3 separate regions of the Homo sapiens genome follow, and all the other regions are linked to region 1. The links are chromatin contacts, found by Hi-C in ENCODE. All regions are on one chromosome and are shown on one strand. Each heading gives the region's core, a stretch centred on a gene start or an enhancer-like site at or near the end of the contact. The rest is flanking DNA. Distances are from core to core; before and after follow the strand shown.

The links. A loop is a pair of places that touch in the nucleus more often than their neighbours do. Pooled maps may share reads with other maps.
Region 2: a map with no recorded cell type shows a loop between it and region 1 (8-fold over the local background). The contact joins the promoter of LINC01934 here to the enhancer-like site in region 1. A Hi-C loop is called at or near these places in 4 of 37 single-sample maps with no recorded cell type and 3 of 50 pooled maps.
Region 3: a map with no recorded cell type shows a loop between it and region 1 (7-fold over the local background). The contact joins two enhancer-like sites. A Hi-C loop is called at or near these places in 5 of 37 single-sample maps with no recorded cell type and 4 of 50 pooled maps.

Annotation. Positions count from the first base shown.
Region 1 is chr2:181,585,424-181,588,340 of GRCh38, forward strand. The region is part of intron 2 of CERKL (CERK like autophagy regulator); the gene reads right to left. Among named protein-coding and RNA genes, the nearest start is that of CERKL, 70 kb to the right of the region's middle. Within about 2 kb of position 1,373, at least 2 of the 41 ENCODE cell types and tissues checked have a DNase peak (open chromatin) inside an H3K27ac peak, as active enhancers do.
Region 2 is chr2:181,122,417-181,125,333 of GRCh38, forward strand. It overlaps LINC01934 (long intergenic non-protein coding RNA 1934), which reads left to right and starts at 1,421. Exons shown (of 5, transcript NR_130784.1): 1 at 1,421-1,564. RefSeq lists an enhancer at 1,688-1,787.
Region 3 is chr2:181,163,938-181,166,854 of GRCh38, forward strand. All of the region lies in intron 1 of LINC01934 (long intergenic non-protein coding RNA 1934), which reads left to right. Among named protein-coding and RNA genes, the nearest start is that of LINC01934, 42 kb to the left of the region's middle. Within about 2 kb of position 1,479, at least 4 of the 41 ENCODE cell types and tissues checked have a DNase peak (open chromatin) inside an H3K27ac peak, as active enhancers do.

The DNA.
Region 1 (2,917 bases), core at 123-2,622:
GCTTCTCTTTAAATTGGTATTTTATAAAGGAAGTCTAAAATTACAACTATTTCTATTAATTCCTAAAATAAGACAAAAATACTTAATAAAGAACCAGAGTTATCAAAGTTAAGTTTTCTGATAGGTATCTAGATCCCTTAGAAAAAATATTTAGCATGAAAAAACAAGCAACCCCTTATTACTGCCAAGTTTTAAAAACAAAAAAGCAATTCAGTCTCTATCTCATGTCTACTCCTTATATCTACAAACTTAAAGTCAATAGAAAAATCATATTTGAGAACTGGTAAAAAATCTTTTCTAAATTAAAACTCTAAATTAATAGTAGCATTGAAAATAAACACCGACCCTTTTGCTCAGAACTTAAATCAGTTTGCCTTCCAGAAACAAGTCATCAGTGATAAAATCAGACAGTGGACCTGAAAGCAGCAGCCCGTATGACACTAGTTTGTTTTGAAAAGCAAGCCCATTGCCTTATCCTAGACTTGAACTCAGAGTGCTGTCTCTCATCCCCATCGGGGCACAGAGCTTCATCATCTCACAAGAGAAAGGAAAATGCAAAAAAGCAGGTGGCCCAGGGGATGACAACCAGTAAGGAAAGATGAAGCCAAGACAAAATTCACCCTATGAAACTGCCAAATGATGCAGTAAACCTATCTCCCATGAAAGGAACTGTAACAATAAGATGACCTTAGTCACTAGGTTAGGAAGGTAAGAAAAAAAAGCCTTTAGATTGCAAGAAAATTGATAAAAAGGGAACAGCTTAATTTTTTTCATGAGAAAACAGACACACATCCTAACCCTCTTGACTAAACAATTAACATTTTTAGGTGACCTAGAAATAAAGTATAATGTAAGGACTTATGTAAAGTCATTAGGTACAAATAACTCTCTGGAAAACATTTTTAAAATGCTCCAACACAAGGCATCAGGTAGTCATGACCTTGCTCTGCTCTCATCCAATTATGACAAACTGTTTAATATGAAAGCTATATTGAGACACCTAAATCCCCTAAACTCCTTGAAAAAAAAAGATGAATTTCAAAGTGGTAATTATCACTTATTCATAACTTGACAACAGTGTAAGCATCCCCCAAGTAGACAATCCAAGATTAAAATATAGGTATAATTCAACATTAATATGCAACTGACTTGGTTCTCAGTCCTTTGGTAACTTCCCAATTCATACTCTAGAGTACAGACCTTTTTAGCACGCCAGTTTGCAATGAACCAGCAATGTAAAACAGAATGGCCAACTGTTCCTCTGTTGGTAACAAATGTGCTAATATATACTAGTTTAAACTTGATCTATCAGTGAGTCAATGAACCGTGAAGGGTGGGGGTTAATCAGGGTGTTCTCCAAACAAAGGCTCATGAGAGCGGCAGGGACGCCACTCCCAGACTCACATCTGTGCTGTTTTGAGTGCAGCATGATGGAAATGGCATGGTGTTCATCAAAGTTAAGAGCCCAGAACCTTGTCATACTCTTGTGTATATTCACCACTATTTTACACAGAAAAGCAACCAAGTTGTTGCAAAGATAAAACCCAAACACAGGAAATAGAAACCTCAGTTAACCACAAGTCTCAGGAGCTATTAATATTAAACTATGCCCAGTTAATGTGTAACAGTGATGGTAAAAGCCTTTCCTACATAAGATTTGACAACTTTCCAGTAGAGGTCTGAGTTAGAGATATTTTATATTGGCAATTTATATTAAAATGCATCAATTTCACCTTATTATCCACAAAAGCTTATAGATGCAGATCTTTACATACACAGATGAAAATAATTTTAATGCCGTAAGTCAAAGTAAAAACAAAGCCATGTAACTTCTAAATTTACATGCAGCCCAGCAATGTAAACATATCTCTGTTTCTAATAGCTAAAACTGACTGAACAGTAATTAGCAGAATCACCTGCTGCCGGAATAATCACCTCAATACTTCAGAATTTAAATGATAAAAGAGCTAAGACTATTTAAATAGAGAGCAAGAGAACAGCGAAGAAGAAAAATTCAGCCAAATGTGTCATCCATATATCTTTATCATTTTTTATCCTGATATAATGAATTTTTACTCATTTTAGAAGATGCTATAGAGTAGACCTATTTAACTATATCACTTTTCCTAATTAAAAATCCAGACTAAAAAGAGATATACGTAACTGGCTTTAGGAAATTCTTTTTCCCTACTCTACATAGAAGTCAACCACAAAATTAGTTAAAATAATTAGCATTTAAATACAATTAACCTCATAAAAAATCCAATTCAAATGATAGTTGTATATTTAATCCTTCATGAACTAGAAAATTATAAAATTATTAGAGAACACTTTTATGAATATGTTTTACCTTAATGATTTTATCAATTAAAAAGCTTTTTCAAAGTATCCTTTCTGGATCATATGTAAGTAATTAGGTGTGGCTTTTAAGATAAATTTTTAGTTATTTGCAGGGCCTCCAAAAAAAATAATTTTTAGCATTCCAAGAACATATGTTCCATTATAAAGAGTCGTGAAAAGACTTGTGTACTATATGTTGAAGACCAATTAGAGAGTTTAAAATTTTTAATTAAAAATAAACTGTATATTTATCATGTACATCATGTTGTTTTGAAATATATATACATTGTGAAATGGCTAAATTGAGCCAATTTACATATGCATTATCTCACATACTTATCATTTTGTGGTATGAACAGAAAATCTACTCTTAACAATTTTCAAGTATACTTTATAATTAACTATACTCACCATGGTATACAATAGACCTCTTGAACTTCTTCCTCCTATCTAACTGAAATCCTGTATCCCGTGACCAACATCTCCTTGATCCCTCAGCCTATCGCATACCCCTGGTCACTACCATTCTATTCTACTTCCTTGAGTTCAACTTTTAAAATTCCACATATAGGAAAGA
Region 2 (2,917 bases), core at 171-2,670, 460 kb before region 1:
TATGCAATATCTATGTATTTTTCAGACATGAGCCAAAGTATTGAAGTGCTTCATACTTAATTGTTCTTCAAAGTGTTCAATCTTTAACCAAAATATTTCTCAAGAAGTATTTCATGGATATACTTGTTATTTATTTTTGTTCTCTGAAAGAAATGCCTCCTGATGTTAAAAATCATTTTGCTAATATCTCAGTCTTATTCCTTTTTAGAGTCCTCTACACTCTATCAATATAGAACTAGCTACAGTTACCAGAAAGTGCTATATTGTTTTGTGCCTCTGGATCTTTGAATATGCTAGACTCCCAGCTGGGAATGCACTTCCTTGCATGAAAAATGACCACACAATATTCTTTACCACAGTTCAAGAATCAACTCCTTTGATCAGCTCTTTTACGCTAATTAGAATGCCCGTTTCCCCACTTGAGGCCCAATGTATTCTATATAAATTCCTATTGTTGTAATTCTCACATAATATTCATAATTATTTGTCCAGTTTTCTTTTCCCATCTTGTGATTTCCCATAAAATCATAAGATTTTATGAACTTATTGAGGACAGAGATTATGTCTTATTTGTGGTTATATCCTCAGGGCACAAAAAAGAGAAACTCAATATATGTTCAGTAAATTCATTGAATGAATAAATGAATCAATGAACAAACAAGCAAATGCCATATGCATGCATATATTCAACTCCTAGGAACACATTTTACTGGTATTTTATATCTTATATTTATTTATAATATATAAATATTTTATATATTATATATAAATAAATACAAATATTTATTTATATATAATATATAATATAATATATTTATTTATATATAATATATAATTTATAATTATATAAATATATAATATATTTATATATAATATATAATTTTATTATATATTAATTATATATATAATAAATATATATAATATATAATTTTATTATATATTAATTATATATATAATAAATATATATAATATATAATAATATTATATACATTATATATAAATATAAATATTTATATAATATATAATATAATATATTTATTTATATATAAATATATAATATATAATTATATAAATATATAATATATTTATATATAACATATAATATAATATAATAAATATATAAATAAATATAAGATAATAAATATAAGATAAGACCCTTTTCTGAAGATACTTCTAAGAAGTATCAGCAATACATTCTATGGGATGCGTATAATGGTTCCTGGATAATATAAAGAAAGAAGGCTTTCCTTTCTCAAAAAGGCAGTCTGTTATAAAAGTCTTTGTAAGTTGAAAACATTTTTTTTGAAAAGCAGAACCCTGTAGTTAAAGAAAATTCAGCAGCCTAAATTCTTTACTACATGTGTGGGTATAGTGAAAACATTTAGCTATCTGATATTACACTATCGTTGACTTCTCAGTTTTAGTATTCAGAGAATGACCTGAACTTAGCTGTGTTAAGTTGCCTGCTCCACAGGAAACCACCTCTGTAACTGTTGCTTGCTGCTTTCTCTTTAGGCAACACCCAAAGCCACTGTCAGATGTCATGGAGATGAGACCTCACAAGGTAAGTGCAAAGAAAACAGGAACAAATACATTTTCAAACAGAACTTGGTGAAAACATTGGCCCAAGAATGATAGGAAGCACCGCCTTTTGGGGATCCCTATTTGGGCTGTGGAAGGGACATATAGCCCTGTTTTATATGGAATCATATATGGTGTGAGGGAAATGAGTCAGATCCTGGGTTCCCAAGTGGCCTATCTGAGACAGAAGCAGGTTATGTTGTCTAGACAAAAGGAAATGCTTTGTTTTTTGAGGGAATGTTATCAGAATTTTAAAAGCCAAATGATGGCTAGAGAATATAACTAAAATTTTATTGACACTTTGTTTTTTAGAAGGCTTTTTCCCTCTTTCTTTTTGTTTCATTCTAACAGTCTATCTTTTTGCCCAAGATGCAAATTGAAACTTAATTAAATCCATGATTCCAAAGAGATATAGGCCTTATTACACAGCAGGCATTCTCTGGCTTTTCTTCACATCTGGAGTTTTAAACTTTGGGGTATTAATATCATGTCTAAGATTTCTTGTAGTCTTGGTTTGCTAAATAGAGGATACATGGCTATTTTAAATGAGGGTTTCATAATCACCCAAAAATGCTACAAATTTCAACGTGAAATAGCTTTTTCCTACATTGTAAATATTAGATGATTAAGCATTCCTTATGCCTTTTGCATGAAAAGGCAACATAGACTTTATTAGATATCTGCGGTTCTCATTCTTTGAGTATTTGCCTCCCTATTGACCTTCAGGCCTTTTGTGCTTCTTTAAAGCCGTTTCCATCCCCCCTACTTCCTCCTTCACAGAATGTAAGATGTCAGTGGAAGAAGATGAAACCAGAGGTTTTAAGAAAAGATTGGACAATAATAACTAAAACAAGTTCCTTTAGCTTTTATTTTTACCCATTTTATGTATTTTTATTGATATAAATTGCTTTATTATGATTATAGTTGAAAGTCAACATTTTGGCATATTAAAAAGACCATTTCCTTCCAACCTAGAAAATTCTATCTCATGATGATACATGTTAGGCCTCTTAGCAACTTATTCTGTCCTATAGCTGTGTGTGGCCACTGCCAATTTGTAGTCCCCAGTTCTAGTCCTGTCAACTATTTCTCCAGAGGTAACTGGACCAGAGATTATACCAGAATTTTATTTTATTTTTCTCAGATGGAGATTTTTTTTCACTGTGAAACTGTCTGGTTTCCCACTGATGGGTCTAATATACAGAGCTTTCTGGGTTTGACAGATGTGATAAACTAACAAGAATATTTGCATTTGTGTAGCTTTTATATACAGATATTTCACTCTCCTAATACTTTTTCAAGTTATAGATAAATGTTTTTTAAAAGCAAACTGAAA
Region 3 (2,917 bases), core at 229-2,728, 420 kb before region 1:
TGTTCTACTACAAGAATTATAATTCACTTGTAATTATGGCCACCAAAAGAATGTTTTTTTTCCATTTTATAATTCAACAAACACTTGTTGGATCACTAGTTGATGTCATGAATGTATTAGGTGCAGTGGTGGTGATAGTGGATGGGTGTATTTGAAAATAAATAGTGTATTCTAGGGAGAATATATAGTCTTTTGAGAGAGAAGGTAGGCTTAAAAATATAGAGTGCTTTCAAATACACTAAAGGTGTGCAAAAAATATTACTACTACATGGTAGAGGAAAACACAACAAAACTTTAAGAAACCTCTTGAGGAACGTCTGGTTTGGCTTCAGTTTATTTAGAAGAATGAAGAGCTCCTAGACAAAATGCTAGCATACATAACACAGAAACAAAATAAACTATAAATACCTTATAAATAAATTATAAACTACCTTGAGGAGACAGATGAAAACAAATTAGAGTTAAAATCTTGGCAAGTGAAGGTAGATATTATGCCACAGAGAAAAATTTGAAGAAACTGTGCTTGTGGAGTTTGATAAGGTTCTTCTCACAAAATATAAACTGTGGTCTTTTAATGAAACAGAAGGTTTTCACATTCTATGGAATAATAGTGATTTTTGATGTCAGCTCTGGAGAAAAAATCCTGGTGATATTTGGAGACCACCTGTTCTGGATAGTTTCCATGGTAAGTCACGAGGTGTACCAAGATTCTTACAACCCATCAACTTCTTCATGCTTTTGTGAATATACTGAGAAGAAATGATACCACTGAGAAAATGATTTAGAATGTATTTCTTATAAATTTTAATTCTAAGGTAGAAACTGAAAAGGTTGGATTTACAGGTGGAATTTAAAAAACAACAACAAAACTCTTTCTGCATTTGTGAATTCTGGCATAGAAAGAAGAATAGGGAAGTGAAACACTGACCTTACAAATAATGTTGAAGAACATAATTTTTTAAAATGCCATTGCTCAGGATGAAAAACACATGGGTTTGACAAGAGGAGGAAACATCTTGTTACAGCATGCAAGTCTGTCAAAATAACCTTAGATTGGTGAAGAGTGTTTAAGAATTGAGAGGGTTTGGGCATAGGGAAAGCAAAAAGAGGAAGATACCAAGAATTTCTCAGGAGGAAAAATAATTAGAAACTATTATTGTACCCTCAGATACCTATGTTCCAATTCCCAAATATAGGGAATGTAGAATTGAAGATACATATATTTGTAGAATGTGGGAGTAAAATCATTTAATAAAGGAAGAAAATATTTCAAAAGGATGCTACCACCTGGCTATCTACAGGATGGCCACTGCCAGCAGCTCCTGTTGCTGCCTACTACTTTGGATCCCAAAGTTTTTGGATGTTAAAATGGGCCAAGCATGAGTTCACCTCTTCATACCCTTTTTAGAGGGTCTAATTTTGATTTCTACCCACATCCTCTGGAACCGTGATGAAGTTAGTTTCATTTCTCAGCCCTAGGTCTGTCATCCCTTTCTTAGGCAGCTTCGGTCTGGGCAAGCTTGATGCTGAGTTGGTCTTATGTTTATGGTTCAGTATTGGGTACGTACGTGTCCTAATACAAACTTAAGGGGGGTTTCCTAACTACTAAGATCATATCCATGATTTTGTGTTGTGTTAAAAACATGAATGTATTTAGTTTACAGTGGAGACCGCCAGATATCTGTCTTTAGGGACAGTTAGTAGCAAACTGCCTGTGGCTAATTGTAGAGAATAGTCTATAGAAGATGTATCTTGGCTTTCCCCAACTGCTGAGGACAGAAGTCCTTTGAACTGTGAAGAAAAGAAAGTAGAATGTGGTGGTGGAGGAGGGAGAGGAGAGGAGAAGGAGGAGGAAGAAGAGGAAGAGTTGTCTCACTTTCTTTACCCCGTTCCACCTCCAACTCCCCACATGTATTAGTATGTTCTCACACTACTAATAAAGACATAACCAAGACTGGGTAATTTATAACAGAAAGATGTTTAATTGATTCACAGCTCCACGTGACTGGGGAGGCCTCACAATCATGGTGGAATGCAAAGGAGGAGCAAATTCATGTCTCACATGGCAGCAGGCAAGAGAGAGTATGTAGGGAACTCTCCTTTATAAAGCCATCAGATCTCATGAGACTTATTCACTATCATGAGAACAGCATGGGAAAGACCCACCTCTATGATCCAATTACCTCCCACTGGGTCTCTCCCATGACATATAGGAATTATGGGAGCTACAATTCAAGATGAGATTTGGGTGGGGACAAAGCCAAACCATATGATTTTGCCTCTGGCCCCTCCCAAATCTCACATCCTCACATTTCAAAACACAACTGTGTCTTCTCGACAGTCCCCTAAAGTCTTAACACATTTCAGCATTAACTCAAAAGTCCACAGTCCAAAGTCTCATCTGAGACAAGGCTAGTCCCTTCTGCCTATGAGCCTGTAGAATCAAAAGCAAGTTAGTTACTTCCCTGATACAATGGGTGTACACACTTTGGGTGAATATACTCATTCCAAATTGGAGAAATTGGCCAAAACAAAGGAGCTACAGGCCCCATGCAAGTCCGAAATCCAACAGGGCAGTCATTACAACTTAAAGTTCCAAAATGATATTCTTTGACTCCATGTCTCATATCCAGGTCACACTGATGCAAGAGGTAGGCACCCAAGGACTTATTCAGCTCTGTCCCTGTGGCTGTACAGGGTACAACTCCCCCTCTAGCTCCGCTTCTTTCACAGGCTGGCAAGGAGTGACTATGGCTTTTCCAGGCACACAGTGCAAGCTGTCAGTGGATCTGCCATTCTGAGGTCTGGAGGATGGTAGCCCTCTTCTCACAGCTTCACTAGGCAGTGCCCCAGTGAGGACTCTGTGTGGGGGCTCTAACCCCAAATTTCCCTTCTCCACTACCCTAGCAGAGGTTCT